Linked DNA regions of Mus musculus: all the other regions are linked to region 1. The links are chromatin loops, found by intact Hi-C in ENCODE. Cell type or tissue: heart. All regions are shown on one strand.

What was found. Peaks named below come from ENCODE experiments on the same cell type or tissue, not always from the same donor. Only the 100,000 strongest peaks of a DNase experiment are listed, where the experiment ranks them.
Region 2: a loop joins it to region 1, with 4 times the contacts of the local background. A loop is called at or near these places in 12 of 42 quality-filtered maps.
Region 3: it touches region 1 in a loop (3-fold over the local background); 6 of 42 quality-filtered maps call a loop at or near these places.

The regions. Positions count from the first base shown.
Region 1 is chr4:141,854,297-141,862,296 of GRCm38, forward strand. It overlaps Efhd2 (EF hand domain containing 2), which reads right to left. Exons shown (of 4, transcript NM_025994.3): 2 at 7,509-7,656; 3 at 6,252-6,386; 4 at 3,846-5,582. The coding sequence ends at 5,451. Gm35034 (a long non-coding RNA gene) reads left to right here. Exons shown (of 3, transcript XR_003955163.1): 2 at 3,345-3,483; 3 at 3,635-3,820. Among named protein-coding and RNA genes, the nearest start is that of Gm35034, 9.9 kb to the left of the region's middle. In heart, a CTCF peak has its summit at 3,293 (motif pointing right); DNase peaks (open chromatin) are centred at 3,235, 4,455 and 6,375; H3K27ac peaks cover 512 bases.
Region 2 is chr4:141,381,291-141,389,290 of GRCm38, forward strand. Fam131c (family with sequence similarity 131, member C) reads left to right here. Exons shown (of 7, transcript NM_001085513.2): 5 at 1,037-1,219; 6 at 1,454-1,564; 7 at 2,098-2,884. The coding sequence ends at 2,357. Clcnka (chloride channel, voltage-sensitive Ka) reads right to left here. Exons shown (of 20, transcript NM_024412.3): 16 at 6,844-6,977; 17 at 5,999-6,087; 18 at 5,783-5,866; 19 at 3,987-4,073; 20 at 3,321-3,658. The coding sequence ends at 3,611. Among named protein-coding and RNA genes, the nearest start is that of Clcnka, 13 kb to the right of the region's middle. In heart, CTCF peaks have their summits at 4,174 (motif pointing right) and 6,270 (motif pointing right); DNase peaks (open chromatin) are centred at 4,150 and 6,288; H3K4me3 peaks cover 1,563 bases; H3K27ac peaks cover 907 bases; H3K27me3 peaks cover 4,151 bases.
Region 3 is chr4:141,401,385-141,409,384 of GRCm38, forward strand. It overlaps Clcnkb (chloride channel, voltage-sensitive Kb), which reads right to left. Exons shown (of 20, transcript NM_019701.2): 12 at 7,942-8,000; 13 at 7,192-7,261; 14 at 6,922-7,032; 15 at 6,420-6,633; 16 at 5,705-5,838; 17 at 3,888-3,976; 18 at 3,668-3,751; 19 at 3,369-3,455; 20 at 2,973-3,248. The coding sequence ends at 3,201. Among named protein-coding and RNA genes, the nearest start is that of Gm34693, 4.7 kb to the left of the region's middle. In heart, CTCF peaks have their summits at 3,541 (motif pointing right) and 5,712 (motif pointing right); DNase peaks (open chromatin) are centred at 3,597 and 5,717; H3K4me3 peaks cover 791 bases; H3K27ac peaks cover 2,754 bases; H3K27me3 peaks cover 1,156 bases.

The DNA.
Region 1 (8,000 bases):
GCTAGCCAGGCTCTATCTGGGAAATTAGGGGCCCTCCTGCTGACTGACCTTAACAATCAATATTGCGTTATCTGTGCAAGAATTCTAGCAAACTGGTAAATGGAAACGTGGAACTGAGTGGTTGGTACGGGCCCAGCAGAAGCTAGCCCCACAGGGTGGACCAGGGCAGCACAGCTCATGTGGTAGAAGTCTGTGAGTCTTGCAGCGCGGCAGTAGTGGAAATCCATGTGGTGTAGCAGTGGCTTCAGGCAGTGATGGCTGTGGCAGCCATCCACATGGAGTTGGTTCTCTGGTGGCAGTGGCGGCTTTACCATTGCACTGGGTGTGATGGCTGCCTGGACTCCGCAGCTCCCCTGCATAAAGATTCCTGGGTTATGATCTGGAACGTTGCGCGGCTTCAGAGGGACTACACCAGGCCAAAGAGTTGCATTTGAGGTTTATTGGGAGAGAGAGGGGCAAGGTGGCAGGGGAAAGAAAAGGGGAGGGGGGAGAGAGAGATATCAGGGGGGCCTTTCTTTATATATGGGTGATGATATAGTGACAGTTAAAGGTGGGTGGTTGAGCCAAGTGGATTCTGGGAATATAGTGTTGTCTTGGCAACACGTGTTCGGGTCCTGCCTATGTGGTGTCACTGTTTTTGGAGGTCCTGATACCAACAAGGGTGATTGATGCCTGGCTGGAGCTCTGCAGGACATGAGATCTATTCTAGGTGGAAGCCGGATAGGACTCAGGAAATAAGGTTTCTCCTCCTTTGCTGATCCCACGTTCAAATAAACTGGAGGCACTGAGAATGTCACAGTGCTCCATTCTGTGCCACCGTAGCCCTCATTTCCAGGGCCCACAGTGTGACTCTCGGGATCTGAGATCTCATGGCAAGTCTTGCCGCGCTGCAAGACTCACAGACTTCCAGCAGCTGTGATGGAAAAGTAACCACAAAAGATGTGTGGGGATGGTGGGGTGTGACCAGGTGATGTCCTTGGCCTCCAGAGAAGCAATGCTAAGGTTTTGGGGGAGGAAGTGGAGCAAGGGCCTGAGAAAGGAACAGGTGTCAGCGATGGGGACTCTGGGCTCTGGCTGCTTTGACAAGATGAGGTGGCAGCCGTTGCCTCTGTTCCCTAAAGCTGGCAAGGTTTTAACTCCTCAAATACCACAGGGAAGAATGGTGGCCTCAGAGTTTTGGGGGTTCACTGTCGAGCTTCAGATCAGTGAGGTAGAGTGGTTAGTTCAACGGGGGGTTGACTGTGGTGGTGCACAACTTTAACACCAGCACTCGGGAGACTGAGGTAGATTTCGAGGCTAGTCTGGTCTACACAGAGATTTCCAGGCCAACCAGGGCTACAAGGTGAGCCACTTCGTCCTTTTTTTTTTTTTTTTAAGATTTATTTATTTTATGTATATATGAGTATACTGCCGCTGTCTTCAGACACACCAGAAGAGGGCATCAGATCTCATTACAGATGGTTGTGAGCCACCATGTGGTTGCTGGGAATTGAACCCAGGACCTCTGGAAGACTAGCCAGCGCTCTTAACTGCTGAGCCATTTCTCCAGCCCTTCTCTCCCCTCCCCCGCCCCCCCCCGCCCCTTTTAAAGAGTCCCATGAGGGAGCTGGGAAAGCAATGGAGATTTGAGTGGCTTGAATATAGTAAAGAGGATTAGTGAAAAGATGGGGATCCAGGGGAGGCTTTTGTTTGGGTTAAAAAAAACAACAAAACAAAACAACAACAACAACAAAACCAAAACCTTACAGCTGGGCTTGGTGGCTCGGGCCTTTAATCCCAGCACTCTGGAGGCAGAGGCAGGTGGATTTCTGAGTTCGAGGCCAGCCTGGTCTACTGAGTTCCAGGACAGCCAGGGCTACACAGAGAAACCCTGTCTCAAAAAAACCCAAAAAAACAAAAAAAAAAAAAAAAACAAAAAAACCCAAACCAAACCAAACAAACAAAAAAAACTTTACAATTACATGTAGTTATATGTATGTTTGTGTGTGCTACACGCGTGTGCCACGGCCTACATATAGAGGACAAAGGACAACTTGGTGGAGTTGGCTCCTATTTCCAGTATGGGTCCATGGCGCCCTGGCTGGTCTCAACACTCCCGATTTTCCCATCTCTGACTCCTCAGCGTCGGCCTTACAGACACGTGCCACCAGACCATGCTCGTCGGATGGTTTCTGGAGCGGTTTCTCTTGGGAACTGGGTCACTTGAAACCACCTCATTTCTCCGCTGGCTTTCTCTGCCGGCCTCTGAGTGGGTGGGGTGTTGGCAGACTAAGGTTGAGGTCCCCAATAGCTGAGGCTCTGGCACCAGAAAGTCAGCCTGCTGGCCTAGGAGTCTGAGGGCTCTCCGCCCACGCTCAGCGCCAGGCCAGCTGTGGCGTGAATGGAAGCGGGGGTCCTTTTCATCTTGTTCCCCTTCTGCAATCTGCCTGACTAGCACGGTGGTTCTCCCGGCCCTTCCACGGGGGTCAAACGACCCTTTTACAAGGGTTGCATATCAGATATCCTCCATAGCAGATAGTTACATTAGGATTTCTAACAGGAGGAGAATTAGTTATGGAGTAGCGACGAAATAATTTTCTGGTTGGGGAGGGGGGGTCACCACATTGACCCCCAATGAGGAACTGCATTAAAGAGTCACAGCATTAAGATGGTTGAGAACTCCTGGACGAGCCAGTTTGAGAATCCCTAGTGGATGAGTGTGGAGGGTACTCGGTCACAGAAAAGCACTAGAAAAAACACAGTTGCTAAACCTGCAGGTTTTCAAAATCGAATCCCCTAGACTGACTCCTGAACACTGTTTCTCAGTCAGTCGAACTCATTCTTGTGGAAGGGCCACAAGGTGATCTTTCTAGAGATGTACTTATTAGCAAAGGAATTTCGATGTAGCCCTGCCTAAAGCTTTGTTGGGGCAGTTGCCATGTGGGAACTCCTCCCCCCGCCGAAGTTTTACTGTGTTAAAAATATACAAAAAGCAAATCCCATGGCATCAGACTCCAGAGGTTTTGGCCCAGAACTGGTGAAGTTGTGCTGATCGGAGTTTCATTGCTAAACTCACTTGCATCGCTTCGCCACTGTGTGCAGTGACCCCCCCGCAAAAAGATACTGACGGGAGATGCCTGGCTTAAAATGTTAGTGGTGGGTGGTAGTACGTCAGGTATTGGGTAGCACGTGAGGAATGGTGTACCCCAGGATATATGCCTCCCCCCAGAACATTGCCCTTCCCAGGCAGGGCTGAACTGACAAAGCTCAAGGTGCAAAGCGCCATCGGAAGCTGCAGTTCCACTCCTGGCCGCACGGGGGCAGCAGCATCCAGACAAATCAGAAACTTCCCCCACTTGGTTTAGGCTGTAACCACAAGTCTAGAAAGACCTGGAGATCCCAGTTCAGTCCAGCAAATGAAGACTGGGATGCCATGGGCCCCACACAGGCAGCGGCTGATCTCACCACTGCAGCTGCTCCAGCACTCCAAGGGCATTGAGGATGGTGGGTATCTGTGTGCGTGCCAGGGTTGGGGGCGGGGCTCACTGATCCTGAACCTCTGTACCCATAATACTTTGCTATAGTTTCTATTAGACTGGGGCTTGTGGCATAGTCCAGGCCAACGAGGTTTGAACTCTCCTTCCTCTCACCTCAGCCCCTGGAAGGCCAGGATGACAGCAGGTGTGTACCACATCTGTTCTGACCATCATTCCGACAGTCTCTGTGAAATCTCAAGGCAGGTGGCCTTATGAAGAAGGCTCGAGCCGAATCCTGCTGCCCCAATCGGTCTGTGTACCCGAAGACCTTCAGGCCTCCCTGTTCTTATCATTAAAAGGAATTCAAAAACAGTGCTCCTTCGGCAAGCTCCTTTAAGGATGAAATGAGTTTAATACAGGTAGTGCTTAGATCAGGAGTGTTTGTAGATGCTAAGGGACAGAGCTCTCCAGCAGGAGTGCCTTCCTCCCCAGGCTCCTGATGTGACGGCCCAGATCCAGCGACCTCATCCTGATCCTGTCCACCTTTGTTTCTAGTTAGTCATCAAAAACCACACACACATAAGAATATAGAATTTTATCTCATTTTAGTTAAAAAAAATAATCGTACCACCGAATGAAGAAGTAGTTTTTTTCTTTTTTTCTTTTTTTGGGAGGTACTGAGAGGGGGAACCAAAAATAAAATGCAAACAGCCAAAAGTAAAGAGAATTTATATTCATCTGTATAAACATATCCGCTGAGGCAAACGCAAGCCAAGGCCACGGCAGCTGGGCTGGGCTGGGCTTGGCTCGGCCCCTCCGATTCTCATAGGTTCTAAGACCGAAAAAATAAAACCTTTGCAAGTCCCACAGGGGTCCCAGGGACTCTGGGGACATTGTAGTAAAATAAAGAGTTATCGAGCTTCACAAGCAGTGACACGCTGAACATTGCATAACGGTGGCCCCGGTGGCCATTCACTTAGACTGGGTGACGTCACAGTTTCACAACACAGCAACGGACACGCACATACACACACGTGAGCAAGCACATGGAGCTATAGAGGAACGGCACGGGTTTCACTGTGGCCTGGGGAGTCCCCATGCGAGTCTACGGGTGGGCACGACAGGCTGGTGCCATCACGGGTGACAAACCCAAGGAAGGAGAGTGTGAAAGGGGTGCCGGCCCCGAGTCCTACTGCCAGTGAACATAAACACGTCAGGCACTCCTTGGGGAGTCAAGGCAGAGTGCTGAGGTCCACCCTGAAAAGGCCAATCCCTTAGGGACCCCACCCCTCTCTCCACAGCCCCTTGGGACCCTCAGCTTGCTGCGGGGGTAGGCTGTCAGAGGGTGACATTTCTGCCCCTCCCCTCGGAACCCTATCACTCACATCCCCAAGGCATGCCTGGCAGAGTGTAGCCTGTGAGGTAGATTCGCACAGTGGCCTTCACCCTGCCTGGCTGGGCCCCATTGAAATCAGCTTAGAGTGCTAGGGCCTGGATCTCCTCACTAATGTAGGAGTCCCCGGATCTCCTCACTAATAGAAGAGTCTCTCCACTTCCATCAGAGATGGGGCCTGATCTGAAAGGAAGCGTCCTGGGGAGGGTCTCACTCTCTGCTGGACCATGGCAGGGCGGCCTATAGTTAAGGGGAGTTGGGTGGGTGGAGAAAGTAGCTGGTACCAAAGGCAGGGGCGTGAATGGGCTGAAGTTGGGCTAGAGCAGGCAGCAAGGTGGCCAGAGAACAAGACACGTAGGGATGGCCAGAGAGGATGCTGCTGGCTGGCATCACAGCCGCATGAACCGCAGGAGAGGGCAGGGCAGGGACCAACCACCGAGGAGACTCCTGAATGAGATCGGGTCACATATCGTTTGCGGTTTTTAGTAGTGGTCCGGGCACAGAGAGCAGGACCTGGGAGCTAGTCTCCCACAGATCCCCTGTACCCACCCGTGCCCCCAGACCGCACACGGGGCAGGGCCAGGTCTCGGCCTTGGCTCTGGCTACTTGAACGTGGACTGCAGCTCCTTAAAGGCCGCTTTCCGCTGCTTCACCTCCTCAGCCTGCTTCTTCCTTTCCTCTTGCTCAGCTTTGATCTCTTCCTCAAAGCGGCTGGACACGTTGATGGCCTGTACCTGGGGGCGAGGGTGACAGACAGGTCAGGGGCGTGGTCTCCACATCAGCCTGAGGAGCTGCTCTCCCAGGGATCCTTTCTGACCCCGGCCCTGGTGAGCCATAGTCACCTCTCTGCCTCAGTTTCTCCATATAGAACCTGGCACACACTTAGAAATTGACCACGGGGCTTTCTGGGGGGCGGGGGAGGGGAGATAGAGCCAGCTGGTAAAGTGCTTGCCTGGCATGGGTGACATCCTGGTTTTGAGCTATACTTCAGAAAACCAGGTATGGTGCTGAACACTTGTGATCCTAGCTCTGGGGAAAAGAGAGACGGAAGGATATGAAGTTCAAGGCTAGCCTGGGGTATTCGAGACCATTTTTCTCTGAGAGAGTAAGAGAGAGGAGAGAGAGAGAGAGATGGAGAGAATACACGCACACTCACAGAAAGAAGAGGAGAGGGAGAGGGAGAGGGAGAGGCTGTGTATGCAGATGGTCTGAAGGCCCACAGCTTCGTCCCGGCTGGGGCTGGCAAGGGTGGGGCCTCCAGAGAGCCTGATGGCCCTGCACACCTCAGGAAAAGTCAGCTCCACCTTTCCCCTGCAGCCCTGAGAGGGACGGGGAGGGACTGGCACAGTCCTGTCTTAGCTGTGTCGTCGCACAGTTGGACCTCGCAGTCCCTGGCTTCTCACCTTGGCCTCGAAGAAGTTCTTGGCACCCTTAACGCCCTCTGTGGAGACATCGATCTCGGACAGGCGGGCCAGGACGTGCAAGCCGCTGTCTTCCTGCAACTCCCCTGCTGCTGCCTTGCGGAAGATCAGAAGGAACTGCGGAGGGAGGGCACAGGGGTCAGCAAGGGAGAAAAGGGAACAAAGTCCAAGGCCACACCCAAGCCTCAGCTCAGATCCCTCCGCAGAAAGGCCGAGTGCTCACCTGCAGGACCGGAAGTCAAGATAGGCTGGGCTCTGGCCCCTACCTTCCTGGTCTGTCCTGCCAGGACCCTGGGTGGCAGAATTCCCACCGTCAGCCTGTCTCTACTTGCCACCCACTGTTCCTCAACACAAAGCTGCCCTGCATTCACAAAGCCTTAGAGGGCCCACACTCCCATTCTGCAGTACGGATGATGGTTCGGAGATGGCAAACGGCTTCAGCATTGGAAGGATTCGGTTGGATGCTCTCTGAGCCCAAGCCATTCTCGGGGACCACTTGACTTTTCCCCCTGGCCTCTTGTCACCCCCAAACATACAACCCAAGAAGCCCTGGACACCACCTCTCTGACTCATGCCAGAGCAACTCCCTTCCCATATCCACAAGTCCATATCTGCAACTCCATATCCGCAACTCCATGCTGTTTGGGGGCCTAGAACCATGGCTATTTTTTTTAAAAGACTTATTTATTTATTTAATGTATCTGAGTACACTGTGGCTGTCTCTAGACACACCAGAAGAGGGCACTGGATTCTACTACAGATGGCTGTGAGCCACCATGTGGGTGCTGGGAACTGAACTCAGGACCCCTGGAAGAGCAGTCAGTGCTTTTAACTGCTGAGCCATCTCTCCAGCCCGAACCATGGCTATTTTGCTTTGAACCTCATCCCTCCGGCCATTCCCCAAACAGGCTGGTCCATAGCTTCCCCCTCAGAGAATGTGAAGCTACACGGTGCCACACCTGGTCCCCTCAGCAGACCCTGTCACCCTCCCTTCCTCTGAGCCAAGCACTGTGTAATCCAGTTTTGGGCGCTTTCCCTTCTAATCTCCAGGCCCTCAGAGCACACAGCCTTTCCCCACAACTCAGTTGAGTGCATAGGAATCGATCATGATGGCACTCATAATGCTGGCACCCAGGAGGCCCAGGCAGGAGGCCGCCTGCCAAGAACGCCTTGCGAGCCTCTCAAGGCCACCCAGTGCTGGGGTGTGGCTGGCTGGGAGTGGCCCCTGGATGGACTCACCTCCCGGAAGCTGAGTTTGCTGTCGAAATCCTCGTCCACCTCCTGGATCATACTCTTGAGGCCCAAGTGTGTCTGGGGGGCCCCCAGCTTCTCCATCATGAGTTTCAGCTCCATCAGGTCGATGAAGCCATCCCTGCCGGCATCATACCTGTGGACGCAGAGAGAGGCTTAAGGCTCTCCTGCCATCCCTTGTGTCTGACTCTGCAGAGCGGCCACAAGCCTGGGGGGCAGGATGTGGTCAGTGTCTTCCCATCAGAGCTGGAGGGGACCTGGCCACGTGGCCTGGTAGCATCCTGTATTTTAAACAAGGCTAATTCTCACATAAACCCACGGTGTGGGGGAGGAAGCCACAGCCTCCTATACTGAGAGTGCATGAAAAAGCAGATGTTTTCACATCATGCCCATGGATCCTGCTCTCTCTGGTCCAGGCCCCTCTGTGGGCACCCGGGGACAGGGAGGGTCGTCTCAGTCTCTCTTTAGCCCGATCTGTGA
Region 2 (8,000 bases), 470 kb before region 1:
CTCCCGAAACTCCTGCCATCCACCTCCCCTGCCTCGAGAAACACCACTTCCTTGCCCCAAGCACTCTGCAGCCAGCACCCCACTCGGAGAGCAGATCCCCCCTTCTTCCTCATCTCCGTCATTGCCGTGTTCCCGGTCCCTAATTCCTGTGACGGTCTCATCTGACATTGGAGCTTGGGTTCCCCTAAGCCCGGCTTTAAGGGTCCTGGGGATGCCCGGATCTGTTCCCTACCTCGGTTAGTGGAGATGCTGGGCTGTTGATTCCTTGTCTCCATCCCCTTCCATATCCAGCCAGTCAGCTCATAAGCTTCCCCAGCCTTTCTCCTGTCTCGACCTGGCTCCCTACCATGGCCTCTGATTGCCCCAACTCCCATCTCCACCCTTGAACTTCAGTCTTTCAGTTGGGATACAACTGATATCCCAAGTAACAGATCTAACCTACGTCTTCCCTGGTTCCTGTCTGGCCATGTTGTAACCAAGGCTCTCCATTGCTGTAGAGATAACACCAAGTCTTCATCTCGGCTCCCTAGTCCCTGTCTGGCCGATGAAAGGCTCCCAGCCTCTAGTTGCCCTGTGTCCCATCCTTGGTTGTATGGTGTTGAGCCAGTACGTCTGTATCTTTAACCTTGTCTCATCTCTGAAATTCTGCCAGCCTGGCCACCATCTGTCCCACCCCAATAGGCCTTCAGAGAGCCCAATTCCAGGTCACCTCCTCCAGGTAGTACTCCCTGATGCACCTCCACTCACTAGAGTCTCAATCCACAGAGCTGTTCATCATGAGTGGAAGGGGCTGAGTCACATGGCCAGCCGGAGGAAGGAGTGGCTGGTTTGGGAAACTTGATCCAGATTCAATAAGACATTGGGAATGAGGGGGGCATACAAACGGGCGGGACATGGCGTGAAGGAGGGCATCAGACTGCGATGGCACAGAGCAGAATTGGTCGTGGTGACAGGATGGTCTGAGGTATTTGGGTGTCACGAGCGGGGGCTTACGTTGGGACGGCCACCCCATGAACAGCTATCCATGGCTTCACAGGGGTGGTGCAGAGCATCAAGGACCACATCACAAAGCCCACGGCCATGGCCCGTGGCCGAGTGGCCCACCTCATCGAGTGGAAAGGCTGGAGCGCCCAGCAGTCAGGCTGGGAGCTGTCCCCCGCAGAGGACGAACATTACTGCTGCCTCCCGGACGAGCTGCGCGAGGCGCGCTTTGCTGCGGGTGAGTGAGGGGTCACGGAGAGAGAGGCCACGGGCTGGGTGTTCAGCCTGAAGCGGGGTCTGAGCGAACCTGCGGTAAACGCGTAAACGCGCAGGATGGTGGGCGGGGCACTCACTCGGTGGCTTCCTCTCTCACAGCTCAGAGAGGCCCATGGAGGCATAGAGCGCCCCCTTCCCACCCCTGTGCTCACTGAGTCTAATCTTGCTGCCCCGCCCCCACTCCACCCACCCCCAGGGGTCGCTGAGCAGTTTGCCATCACGGAGGCCACTCTGAGTGCCTGGTCCTCTCTGGATGACGAAGAACTGCAGCCCGAGGACAGTACCCAGGGTGCCTTCCAGCTCCAAGGTACAGCAGGAACGACAAGGCAGGGTGGGTGGAGCAGCCCTCAGAGGGACGCCAAGGACTCTCAGCAGGGTTCCTTCCTTTCCTCCTCCCCCTTCTTCCCCAGCTACCTGGGGCTGGCAGCTCTGGCTCCAACATTCCCAGGGGCTGCGCTTATCAGAAAGGAGAGACTGGGTGGGGTGCAGCTTGAGCAGGCACTAGGTGGATTTTGGGTGCTGCTTTCCCAAACCTGGGTCCCAATGAAGCGTCCCTTAGCTCTTCTCACATGATTCTCCCTATGACTGGGAGTGTAGGGGACAGAGGACCAGAAAGAGAACCTCTTGTCCCAATACTCACTTCCTGCTCTTATCATCTCTGCTCCGTCCGTCATAGGGAGAAAACTGAGCTCAGAGAGACTTGGAGACCCACCTGAGGTCGCATAGCTTAACAGTGACATTGCAGGCCTCCTCACCCTGGCCTGGTCTCCCGCACCCTGGGAGGTAGGGCACAGGCACAGAATTCCATCTCTTCCCCTGTACCCCCATTTGGTTTTCTAGACCTCGAGAGCATCTACCTTCAGGACAGCCTCCTGAGCGGCCCTTCACAGGACGACAGTCTCCTAGCCTGCTCTCCTGGCCTCACCCTGAATGATGGCTGGCCCTCACCAGAGGAACCCCCTAGCCCCACCCAGCAGCACCACCGGCAGCGGCTGCCAGGGGCCCAGGGGCTCGATGACAGGGCCCACTTGCATGGCTCGCTGCCGTCGGTGGACAGTGGCTCTCTTTCAGAAGAGGAAGATGAAGTGTTTTACAACTGAGGCAAGATGGCCAGTCCGTTGTCTGCACACCCTGCTGGGAGCCCAGCTGTACCACTGTACCACGGGGCATCTCTCGACTCCTCCGTACAAACACAGGGTGGATCGTGGTGAGGAGGCTGGCTGTTACTCCTGTGCACCGCTCAGTGCCTCCATGGACCTGCTCACAGCCTGCTCCAGGACTCTAAGCAGACACCAGGGCAACCAGCCCCAGGAGAGCTGACAGTCGGGCCCCCAGGAGGACACCATGGAAAGATTGTTTGGAGGGGGGTCTGGGGAGCCAACCTCCACCTGGGCTCAGCCTGCCCCATTCAGTCTGGGCATCTGCCTGGAAGGTGGGACTGTTTCTCCTGGACTCTCTCTAGTCACTGGACTGTCTGTCTGTCCTTCCTCTCTTACCTGGTTCCTCTGTGACCGCCACCCCCCGCCCTGCCCCACTTCCCAGCCAAGAGGACCCACGTGTCCTCCCTCACACCCCCTCCCTCTCCCACAGGGTTCTCTGGTGACATTAAAGTAGTGTGTTAATCCCAGATGAACTTGACCTGGTCTTCCTGGGGAAAGTACATTGCTGAGCCCTGGATAAAGGTGTGAGGGGTTGGGAAAGGCTCCCACCTCCAACACACAAAACACTGGAGAGGCCTGGAGTGTCTTGATATTGCAAAGATCCACCCCCAGGGACCCTGCTTTACCCAGCTGTACCACAGGGAGACTGAGTCTGGAGGGCAGGGCCACACATATTCAAGGTCCTTGGATACGTGAAGCCAAGCATCAAAAGACCCAGTAGGGACTCTCTCTCCCTTCCATCTCCCCGCTACAGAGCAGAGGCTGAGGGGCCCCAAGCCCAGCCTTCGATGCTCTGTGATGATCTGTGAGCACCAGATGCCGCAAGAGCTTAACCTAGGCCAACACTAGAACCCAAGGGACCAATTGCAAACTCCTGAGGGAGAAGATGGGTGAACAGTGGCTCTGGGAATCAGCTTTAGTTTTATTTTCTCAGGAGCTACTGGCTGTGAATAGATAATCCCAGAAGGTACGTCTCGTAAACCGGGGTGAGATTTGTCCCTTCCAGACCAGAGAGATGTTGTCCTCTCGGGGGGCCGTGATAAATGTGGAGCCCTGTTCAGCTGGGTAGAGCTGGCTGATGCACTGAGTAGCTGGGCTGGGCTGGAGGAGTGCAGGGAGGGAGGGAAAAGGGGCAGGGCTCTGTGCAGCATCTGGAGCCCTCAGCTGGGTTCCTGTTCCGACCCCCACACGGCTCACTTGGGGGCTGGTGGGTTGATCAAGGTGGAAATGGCTTTCTTCAGCTACAACAGAGAAAAAAGGATCGAGGGGGAGGGAGGGTTGGGGGGATGGAGACATCTCTGGCCTCTATCAAGTGCACCCCACATCGAGTCTGTGGATTTACAGCTGCCATCTATCCCGTCTATCCCGTGGCTTAGATAAGGGACTCTGAAACTCAGAAGGTGGCAGGCTGGTAACTGATGTCCCAGTGGTCATTTTAGTCCAAGGAATAAAGTACATCAGAGTTCCGTGGAGTTTTGAAAGGGGAACGTTGGCACACACACACCCCTGTCCCGTCCCCCCCCCGCTCCCCCCCCCCTGCCTGCTATGTCCACCCTTAAGACCCAGTACCTCCACCCAGGACACAGAGCCCACAGCTCTGCCCCGTGACGTCACGAACAGCGCCTGAAGGGTCAGCAGCTCAAAGAGCCTGTGTGCCTGCAGGGGGGTTGACAGGAACCGATGGGGTTAGGGAACACCCCTCTGCCCACACACCCTTCTCTGGCCAGGTGAGTGAGTCCAGCCGTCAGTGTCTAGTCTAACCACTAGGGGGAGCCAGACTCCACATAAGAAGCAAGGCCTTTGGTCCAGGTTCCCTGGGTCTCAAGGACATCGGTCCCTGGCAGAAAGTTTGGGGCCATAGCCAGGTTCCTAGACTGAGTCTGTCATCCCCACCCCAAGTGCCTGCTTTGAGAGGCTGAGTAACCTAGCAGTTTTCTCACAGGAGTGTGTGTGTGGGGGCTCAATTGGGGTCCCTGTGTGATGCTAAAAACCTTCTTTAAAAGTTTTTTTTGTGGGGCTGGAGAGATGATGGTTCAGTGGTTAAGAGTACTGACTGCTCTTCTGAAGGTCCTGAGTTCAAATCCCAGCAACCACATGGTGGCTCACAACCATCCGTAATGGGATCTGATGCCCTCTTCTTCTGGGTCTGAAGATACTACAGTGTACTCATATACATAAAGTAAGTAAATAAATCTTTTTTTAAGGTTTTTTTTTTTTTTTTTTTTTTTTGTGGCTGGGCAGTGGTGATGTACGCCTTTAATCCCAGCACTTGGGAGACAGAGGCAGATTTCTGAGTTCGAGGCCAGCCTGGTCTACAGAGTGAGTTCCAGGACTGCCAGGGTTATACAGAGAAACCCTGTCTCAACACATCCCCCACCCCCCAAAAAAGTTTTTTTGTTTGTTTGTTTAGTTTTTTTAGACAGAGCCTCTCTATGTAGCCCTGGCTGTCCTGGGACTCACTGTGTAGACCAGGCTGGTCTCAGACTCACACAGATTTTCTTGCCTCTGCCTCCCACATGTTGGGATTAAAGGTGTTTACCGCCATGCCCAGATTTTTTTTTTTTAATGTGCATGGGTGTTTTGCCTGCATGCGTGACTGTGAACCACATGTATGACGTGCCTCTAGGGACCAGCAGAGGGTGCTGAATCCTTAAGGGCTGGAGCTGCCATGTGCTTGCTGAGAATTGAACCCTGACACTCTGGAAGAGCAGCCAGTGTTGCTAAAGCTAAGGCATCGCTCCAGCCACATGGATGCTTCTAACTAACAAGCACCGGTTTCTATCCAAAAGCATGTGTTTCCCAAGCTCGCTCAAGTCCCTATCTCCTCTGCATCGCCCCAGGAACCCTGGTGATGACCCAGGCTGTGGCTGCTGGGCACGTCTGTAGATGAATGTGTGTGTGTTGTATGTGTGTATATGTGTTGTGTGTGTATCTGTGTGTATATAGTGTGTGTTGTATGTGTGTATATGTATATGTGTTGCGCATGTATGTGTGTATGCATGTGTATGCATGTGTGTATATTGTGTGTGGTATGCAAGTATATGTGTTGTGTGTGTATATATTGTGTGTTGTTTGTATGTGTGTGTGTTATATGTGCTGTGTGTGTATATGTGGTATGTGTGGTATGTTTGTATATGTGGTGTGAGTGGTGTGTGTGTGTGTATGTATATGTTGTGTGTGTGTATATTGTGTATGGTATGTGTGTATATATGGTGTGTGTGTGGGGGGTATGTATGTATATGTTGTATTGTGTATATTGTGTATGGTATGTGTGTATATATGGGGTGTGTATATGTGTGTAACACCTCACAGAGGGAGGATATGGAGCCTGTGTCCCCATCAGTTCCACCCTTTTTCCCCCTTACCTGATATAGGGAGGTCTCTGGGGACAGCTGCAGGGTCACTGGCTGTGTGGGGCAGCCACCAGCCAAGATGTCCTGGAGAAATCGCTGGGATTGGAGAAAGAAAATGGGGTCTGAGCCAGCCTATAGTTCCCAGACTCCTGACCCTTGAACTCCTCTCTCCCTTCAGAGCCCTGATCACACGGCCACTCTGTCCCCACACCTGGCAGGGGAGCCCACCTCTTGGCCTGGAGCCCAGGAAGCTGGCTGGGTCTGAAGGGCTTGCACCAAGTGGGTCCTTTCCACAATGCCCACCAGGGTCTGAGACTCTAGGAAGTACAGAGGAAGGGACTTGTTATAAAAATAAAAGTCACATTATCTGAGTCCCTACTATGTGCCATGAACATGCTGGTCGCTTCTTTTTAAAGATTTGATTATTATTTTTATTTTATGTGTATGAATATTTTGCCTGCATATGTGCACTACACATATTATGTGCAGTGCCCACAGAGGCCAGAAGAGGGTGCCAGAGTCCTCCGAACGAGCCAAGAGTTAAGGACAGTTGTAAGCTGCCATGAGAGTGCAGGAAACAAAGGCCAGGTCCTGTAAGAACAGCCTTGATCTTAACCAATCTCTCTCCAGCCTCATTCATGCTGGGTGTTCTTAAGTGTCAGAGAAAATTACAGATTTTTCAGTCTCCTAGGACACCTTTCATCCAGTTTACAGCTGAGGGAACGCAGGCTGAGGGGCACAGTGGGTAACTGTCCTGTCTCCTGGAACTCAGTTTTAGACACAGATGTTTGACAGCTGTGGATGGCCATATCATCCTTGACTAGCATCCCAAGAGCCACCCCCAGGCTGCTTTACAATGACTTTCCATCTCCAAACCTCTGGAAGTTAGCATGCTTATTATGTCCATTTCATTCACAATAAACCAAAGCACAGAGAAGCTAAGGACTTGTCCCAGGTCACACAGCAGTCTGGACTCAGAGGCACATCCAACACCCTGCCTGCCCTTGCCGCCCTTACACTTAGAGGGAATTTACACGCAGTGCCCCTCCCCCACCCCCACCCTAGCCGAGTACCTCTGGTCTCCACCAAGGGATACTGAGACACATCTGTGGAGGTCACCACCTTGACCACCTCCTCCAGGGGCATGTCCTTGGCCAGTGTGGTGAGGTTAGAGTTCATGAAATGTTCCACCGTTACAGGGTAGGAGCTGTGGACAGAGGAAGCATGTAGCAGGCCCTGCGGTGGGGGTGCTGGCCCCCCCAGGACAAGACAGGAAACCTTGCTGGGAGAGCTTCCATGTGTGATAGCTGATAGTTTAATTTTTTAAAAAGATTTATTTATTTATTTATTATATGTGAGTACACTGTAGCTGTCTTCAGACACTCCAGAAGAGGGCATCAAATGTATTTTATGTATATGAGTACAGTGTGGCTGTACAGATGGTTGTGAACCTTCATGTGGTTGTTGGGAATTGAATTTTAGGACCTCTAATCACTCTGGTCAGCCCCTGCTTACTCCAGTCACCACCCCCCCTCACTCCAGTCAACTCCCTCAGTCCCTGCTTGCTCCGGCCCAAAGATGTATTTATTAACATAAGTACACTGTAGCTGTCTTCAGACACACTGGAAGAGGGCGTCAGATCTCATTACAGGTGGTTGTGAGCCACCAGGTGGTTGCTGGGATTTGAACTCAGGACCTCTGGAAGAACAGTCAGTGCTCTTACCCGCTGAGCCATCTCTCCAGCCCTCGCTTGTTCTTTAGTATTTAAGTTCAGGACAAAGCTCATGGGATGGCACTGCCCACACTTAGGGACAGCTGACACCGCCTAGAAACTATTTTGCCAAGGTCTCATTATATATCTTGTTAAGTTGAAGGTAAGAATTAAACTATCAGGGGCTGTTGAGATGGCCTCAGTCACGGCTGCTCTGGAAACAGAAACTGCTGGGTGCATTCTGGTTGAGGAAGGATCTCAGACCGCATCTGCATCCTAGCTCCTGACCACCTAGTTAGGTCGGAAGAGCAAGAGAGAGAGGAGAAAGGCCTCCTAACTGATGTTCAACCTCCTCGTGACCTGAAGTAAGACTTGTCCAAGCTCTGGCTTTCTCTCCCAGCCCCTGAAGCTCCCGGGAGGTTGAGGGCCAGCTAATGGGCTGAGGGCAATTGCAGTGGTGTTGGGGTGTGTGTGTGTGGGTGGGTGTGGGTGTCCCTAAACTTCCACACCACCCTGGCC
Region 3 (8,000 bases), 450 kb before region 1:
TTAAAAATCCCATGATCTTTAAAAAAATTCAAACACTTTCAAAAAGTTTGGCCTTTATAAAATAACCATGGGCTCGTGTAAAATCATAAATAAGCTATGGACTTCTTATTACACGAGGGGAGGGCCAGAGCACTGTCAATCAGAGCAAAACCCAAGGCCAGAAGTGTAAGTACCATTATACCTGAGGTCTCAGACTTAACGATCACAGGACTCACAGGGCCTTGGGCAGCCCCTCTTCTCCAGCTCTGCGGCTTGTCCTGTAGGCTCCAGCCACTGTCCTTGGCCGACTTCCCATTGTCCTAGAGGTGTCTCCATAGGAGGCTTCACCGAGCCTGTCTTCAGGGTCTCTGACCCCACCGCTTGGTGCTAACCTCTGCTTCTCTTCATGACCTCGTCAATCCCATGGTCTCGATTGCGACTGAAGACAGCATTTATTGGCAAGGCTCTTCTTCAGTGTGCATCCTCAGGACCGTTGTCAAGGACTCTCTGGCTAGGGATGCATGGATTCGCTTCTGGGTTCTCTTTTTGACCCACTGGTCCACACAGCTATTTTTATGCTAGAATCATTGCAGCTTCAATTTCTGTAGTTTTGAGATCACGTTGTTAAATTCCTCCACCTTTTTATTTCCTGCTCAGGATTCCTTTGACTTTGTGTGTGTGTGTGTGGGGGGGTCCATTAAACTTTTAGAGTGTTTCCCCATTCCTTTCTTTAAAAAATGAAAAACAAACAAAAAAGCACAAAACCAAAACAAACAAACAAACAAACAAACAAAAAACAACAACAACAACAAAAACTTTTTACCCAGCAGTTGGTGGCACACTTTATTTAATCTCAGCACTCTGGAGTCACAGCAGGTAGATCTCTGAATTGAAGGCCAGCCTGGTCTACAGAGAAAATTCCAGGATGGCCAGGGATACACAAAGAAACCCTATCTTGAAAAACTGGGAAAAAAAGATTACTTAATTTTTAAGTGTGTGTGTGTGTGTGTTTGTGTGTGTGTGTGTGTGTGTGTGTGTGTGTGTGTGTGTGTGTGTGTGTGTGTGTGTGTGTGTTTGCATGCTTCCCTGGGGGCCACAAGAGGTCATCTGACCCTTAGAGCTGGAGTTACAGGCAGTCATGACCCTCCCCCGCTGATGTGGCTGGCGGAACCAAACTCAGATCCTCTGTTGAAGCAGTAAGGGCTCTTAACTGCTGAGCTGATTCTCCATCGCTGGACAATTCTTTCTGTTGAAGATTATTGGTATTTTGATAGAAAATGGAATTGAATCTTCAGAACATTGCAATTGTGGATATTTTGACAAATTAATGTCTTCATTCCATGGACATGGGATGCCGTTCCACGCTGGGACTTTCTCACCAATGTCTTCCACTGATATTTTCTGATTTCCATCTTAAAGATTGTTCCATTCTCTGATCTACCTGACACTACCTCAGGAGTGCTGGGGTTAAAGGCGTGTGCTACCTGGCTTCCCATCTGGCTTTACCTTTTAAAAAATAAAAATGTAGCCGGGCGTGGTGGTGCACGCCTTTAATCCCAGCATTTGGGAGGCAGAGGCAGGTGGATTTCTGAGTTCGAGGCCAGTCTGGTCTACAGAGTGAGTTCCAGGACAGCCAGGGCTACACAGAGAAACCCTGTCTCAAAAAAAAAAAAAATTCTAGATTTTTCTTTAATTATCATTTGTAGGTTTGTGAATGTGATTGGTTTCCTTCTGAATAAGTTTAAGTGCTTCAAACAAACAAACAAACAAACAAACAAACCAGGAGGTTTTCTTTTCTGTTTTCGGTGGAGCAGGACTGGAGACTGGACCCAGGTTCTCACCCGTGCTAGACAGACATTCTGCCCCTGAGCTGTGTCTGCAGCCGGCTTTCGCTTTCTCGTGTGTGAGCTCGTGCGTGTGTCAGTATGCGTGCCCACGTTCGGGGAGACACTGGTGTCAGGTGTCTCCCCTCAGTCTCTCTCCTCTGACCTTTTGTGTTTTGTTTGTTTTTCGAGACAAGGACTCACCATGTTGCCCTGGCTGACTGAGAACTTGCTATGGAGACCAGGCTGGCCTCTGTCTTACAAGTGCTGGGGTTAAGGGTATGAGCCACCACCACTCAGCCAACTAGCCAGCCTGCTTCCCTCCCTCCCTCCCTCCCTCCCTCCCTACGTCCCTCCCTCCCTCCCTCCCTCCCTCCCTCCCTTCCTTCCTTCCTTCCTTCCTTCCTTCCTTCCTTTTCCTCTTCTTTTACCACCTTTCAGAACTGTTGATTCATAGATTGGGTGTAGGAGTGGGGACCAGGTCAGAAAGAAAGTGAAGGCCGTGGCCTTTCTGAAGACAAGATTCCCCATGACAGGAACGCCCTCTGGGAACAGGACATGGAGCAGAGGCGTGAGTGTGGGTGTGGAATCTAAGTGAAGTGGAATGGCAGAGGGCAGGGTGTGGGTTCAGCAAGGCAAGGTAGCCATTGGTCATAGTGGCAGGGCATGGGCATGGGCAGGCCTTTGAATTATGTGTGGCATTTGAGGTGCAGGGCATTCAATATTCAGGGGGTTATGAATAGATATCTGGGTTGGGGTACAGACCATGAAGTCGTTTGAGGTATTGGGGTGTCCTGGACTTACATATAGGCAGTCACCTGATAGCTATTCATGCCCAATTACAAAGCCCATGGCTGAGTGACCCATCACATTGAGTGGGAGGGCTGGAGAGCCCAGTGGTCAGGTTGGAGCTGTCTGTTGAAGAAGATGAGCTGTGTGAGGCTGGCCTCGCTGTACCTGAGTTGAGGGCGAGGAGGGAGAGGACAGATCAAATCTGCAGGCATGAAGCTGAGTCCTTCGGGGTCACGGATCACCCTGTGTACATAGTCTGGAGCCATAGGAAAAATGGGATGCCTTGATGGCCATGGTGTAGAAGGCTACTCAGAGAGGAGGTTTCCCCTACCCCCTTACTCTGCACACCCTTAAGGGAGGAGAGGGGACACTAATGGCTCCAGACATCAGTTTTATTTTTCTCAGAAGCTCCTGGTTAGCAGCAGGCAACCCCAGAAGTCACAAGGGTCACAATGTCTTCATTTACTCTCAGCTCCTTCAGGGATCGGAGTGTGAATATGGAGCGTTCTTCTCTGCTGAGTGGAGATGTCTTGCCGGGCTGAGAGATCCCAGATCCATGGCAGCTGAGCAGCTGGGTGCCAGGCTGCCGACCCCCCCCAGGCTGACTCACTTGGGGGCAGGAGGATTGGTCAGGGTTGAAATTGCTTTCTTCAGCTATGACAGAGAAACAGAGGATAGTGGGGGCTGGGAGGTGGAAGGTTAGAGGAGGCGAGGCTGGAGGGAATTCGGTGCCCCCAACTCCTCAACGTTGCCCAGCCCTCAAGACCCCAGTACCTCCACCCACGATACAGAGCCCACAGCTCTGCCTCGTGACGTCACGAACAGCGTCTGAAGGTTCAGCAGCTCAAAAAGGTTGTGTGTCTGCAGAGGGGTTGAGAGGAAATGCTAACAAACCCCTCTGGCCGCATACCGTAGCCTCCTTGCCTGGTGAGCGGGATGTAATGTGAAATATGACCACGAGGGGGAGCCAGAGTCCACGTGAGATGCTGAATGAGGTCTCTGCTAGAAGGGATCATACAGCCTTCCTCATGACGCCTCCACCTCCACCCCACTCTCTCTAGTTCTCTCTTTACCTCATGCAAGGAGGTCTCCAGGGACAGCTGCAGTGTCACTGGCTGGGTGGGGCAGCCATTAGCCAAGATATCCTGGAGACAGGGCTGGGGGTAGGGCAAAGGACAATTGGGACCTGGGCCAGCCACCAGCTTCTAGACCTTGGTCTCTGAACTCCTCTAGGTCAGCTTCACAGCCCAGCTCACCAACTCCATCCTGTCCCCCTCTGGCAGGAGGACCCACCTGCTGGCCTGGAGCCCAGGAAGCTGGCTCAGTCTGGAGGGCTTGCACCAAGTGGGTCCTTTTTACAACGCCCACCAGGGTCTGAGACTCTAACATTCAAAGAGAGAGGGACGCATTATGAACATAGATCATTATAAATGTAAGTCATATTCACTGAGCACCTACTATGTGCCAAGAACATGCTAGGCGCTCTGGTGTCTGAGGAAACTACACTACTTGTGTGTGATCTGTTAGAATTCTTACCACCCAGCTTACAGAAGAGGAAACTGGTTATCTGGTGGGTTAATTGTTACTCTATACCATTCAGCTTCCATAATGACATGCCAGCTGAGTGCAGCTGGGTAAGGCAGCCAGTGGGCCAGCAGATATTCTAAGACACCCTACCCCCAACCCCACCACATTTTAAGAGGTGGAAGCTATGGACATTAGCCTCTTGACATATCGGTGTCACAGCTGGGCTGTCCTTCTTCTCTGTTTCCCTTGCAGTTGTTTAAAATCTGAGTCAGGTCAATGGAAAAATGATCCCAGAGGTACACTCCAATCTGAGATCCTACTGTGTGCCGGGGCTAGCGTGGATACAGGGAATAGCCTGGATGCATGGAGGGAGTTTCCGGGCATCTTGAGAGTCGTAGGCATTCTTCCCATTCTTCACTAAGGATCCAGCTTGATATTCTCTTTCTCCATTAAATAAAACCCCAGGGACTAGGCATGGCTATCACTCAGTAGCGGAGGGCTTGCTTAGCATGTGCTGGCCCTGAATTCAGTCCTTGCCACCACAGACACACTTGGTAACCAAATGCTACAATAGAAGTGTCCCTCCCTCCTTTAATAAACCAGTGGTTTGTTTCTAGGGTAGGCTGTGGAATCTAGTCAGGGAGATGTGCGGAGTCCAAAGCCATTCTTGGTTCTAGGAGGTGAAGCCTCTTGGAAGGGCCATCGCTATGTAAAATAAGTAGAAAATGTGTTTGCTGTGATCTCTCCCATTGGTGAGAGCGAAGTCCCTGACGTTTGGGTGGCAACCTATGATGGCCCTTCCTACTTTCCACACAAGGACACTGCCGGTCATAGAGCCCAAGAGAACCACAAGGTTCTTTCCCTCATAGGTGAGTTTATTCTGCTCGCTGTGGGGCATATGGGTGACCTTGGTTGTTCATGTTGCTCACGGCTCAAGTGGTCTGCCCAAGGGCAAATGGGTCACAGGCCCCAACAGTGCTACCCTGACTGAGTGTGCACCCTGCCTTGTTGGCACAGAGGGGACACACGGATGGACAGGTGCTCCGGGAGCTTCAGGTAGCTCCTCCCCTACCTGGGCTATCTCCCTCCCATAAGGACCACGCTCTGTGAACTGGAGAGGGGCGCTCGTTAGTCTCTCTCTGAGACTTAGCACCATCCTTCTGCCTTTAAAAGGATGAGCTCATCTTGGCAAATGGAACAGCGGGGGGGGGGGGCGGGGGAGGAACACTCAGGAATGTGAAGAGTCAGCCCATGAGGCTTGGGTCCAGGAATCCAAAGAGCCAGTCCCAGGCAGTCTTACAAGCACCTCTCATCTTTTTCATTAAGCACATCACCCCTACTTTCTACTTTCTCCAGAAGTGGCTATTGGGTCCATTTTCTCCACGAAGAAACTGGAGCTCAGAGAAATTAGGAGACTTGCCCTGGGTCACACAGCTACCAAGTTGCAGAGTCTCGATTAAGGGACAGATCTAACACCCTGCTTGCCCTTGCTGCCCTGACACGCGGGGCCCTTAAAGGGAAGCAGGGGGAAGCCCAAAGCCTCCTCCCAGACAGCCACTTTCTCCTCAATGGCTGTGGAATACCTGTAGTCTCCACCAGGGGGTACTGGGTCACATCTGTGGAGATCACGACTTGGATCACTTGCTCCAGGGGCATGTCCTTGGCCAGTGTAGTGAGGGCGCAGTTCATGAAGTGACCCACAGTTACAGAGTGGGAACTGTGGGCAGAGGGAGACATCAGTCAGGCCTGGAAATGGGATGATACCGGCCTGGGGCAAGACAGGGTCATCCCAAGGAGCCTTGCTGGGAGAAGACCTGTGAGTCCCAAGGATGGGTTTGGTTCAGAGGAACCCATAGGTTCTAAAAAAAGAAGCGATGGGAACCACAGCTATCTAAAGACTGGGAAACTGAGGATTGTTTGGAGCTGGACCTTGTGTTCAGTGACACTTGGAGCCTTTGAGATGTGCCACTTTGGGACCAAAGATACTAGGGTACAATCCGATCAAGGTGGGGTCTCTGAGCCCATTTGTGGGACAGCTACCAGGAAGCCATCAGAGAAGGGGAGGGAAAGAGAGGGGCCCCTCCTGTCTGTTGCTCATTTCCTATCAGCCTTGCCTGACAGAGACTTAGCTTCTTCATCTAGCTCATGGGCTGGGGGATGTTGTGGGGACCAGAGGGCGGGTGTGTATCAGCCCTATCATCCTACAGTTCAAGGTCAGCTGTGATGGGCTTTTCCAGGAGTCCCTCCACCCCCAACCACCCTGGGCATCATCACACCATCAGCCAGCCCGAGGCTCACCCAATCTGTCGGCCACGGATCCACGGCAGGTACGGCAGTTTCTTGACAATGATGGTGCCATCGTAGAAAGAGGGCTGGAAGCTCTGAGAGATGGCGTTGGCCGCCAGCACAGCCATCAGCACAGGCAGTGCGTGAACGAGCTGGCCCGTTACCTCAAAGGCCAGCAGTGCCGTGGAGAGGGTGTGGGTCACCGCCCCTGAGAAGGCAGCAGCACCTGCAGGGACACAGCCAAGGTGGGGGGGGGGTGTCCCAGGCCAGGAGCCAGGCTCCCCCAGAGGGCAAGGTAGGCACAGTGCGACCGTGGTTAGGCTCAGCAGTGCACAAAGAGCACACACCACAACTGTTGGAAGGTTCTAGCCTTGCCGAGAGGAAAGAGTGCAGAGCACGTGGGGGATGGGAAGGAAAACGAAGAGAAAGCGGGCTTGGGGGTGGTAGGGCTCAGGGAATAGACGGGGCCTACTGAGGAGGGGGGGACCCACCTGCTGGCCCCAGATACACTCACCTGCCAGAGCATAGGCCCCGGGCATGATGGGATTGACCCTGCCTCCAGCCACAATGCCCTCTGGGAAGGCGACAGATAGAACCTCCCCAAAGAGGCGCCCAATGACAGCTCCTGCCACAGATTTAGGATGAATGAAGCAACCAGGCTGACCTGACCCCTCAGGCCCTCATCCCGACCCCATCCCCGGTACCACTTTGGGAGGGAGATGATACCGGAAGTCATGTCCTATGCCCCCCAAACCCTCTCAGACATCCAGGACTCCAGTCTTACCATAGATAAAGATGGGCAAGAAGTATCCAGCAGGGATGGGGATGGTGGTTGCCAAAATCAGCATCCAGAACTATGGGGGGGGTGCCCACACAGCAAGAGTTAGAAGCAACACAGGAGGACATGGGCAGGGGGCGGGGGAGGTTCCTAGAGAAAAGGGTGCCCAGGCTGGAGCCCACGGCAGCATTTGCCTCTAGAGATGAAGGAACCAAGCTGTAATAAAGCACCTACTGTGCGCAAGCACATTCCAGGTTTGTCACTCTCTTCTCTCTCAGCCTGCTCTTTAAGATCAACTATCCCATCTCAAAGAATGTAGGAAGGGGCAGGGTAACTGCTTTTGCACTGAGCCTGACCACTTCAGTCTGGTCCCTGGAATCCACAAGGGGGAAAGCAACTTCTGCAAGTTGTCCTCTGAGCTCCACATCGCACTGTGGCACACTGCATACACGCGCACGTATACACACACACACATGCACACACGTGCGCGCACACACACACACACACACACACACTTGCACGCACATGCACGCATACACACCGATTTTTATAAGAATAAGGGAAGAGCCTGGTCTGCATAGTGAGCCTGAACCTCTCGGATGAAGGCAGGGAGGGAGAGAGTTGAGGCTGGGAGGGTCTCTGAGGTACACAGTGAGCCAGGGTCAGATCAGAGACCTGGACATAGGAGGGGGTGCTCCAAGCTTTAATTCAGAAAGCAGCCCCATCTCCCCCAGGACCTGCCATGACTCTGCCCACCTTCATGACCAGGAAGAAGACTAGTGTCCCAAAGACAGTCAACTGTGGGTGACACCACT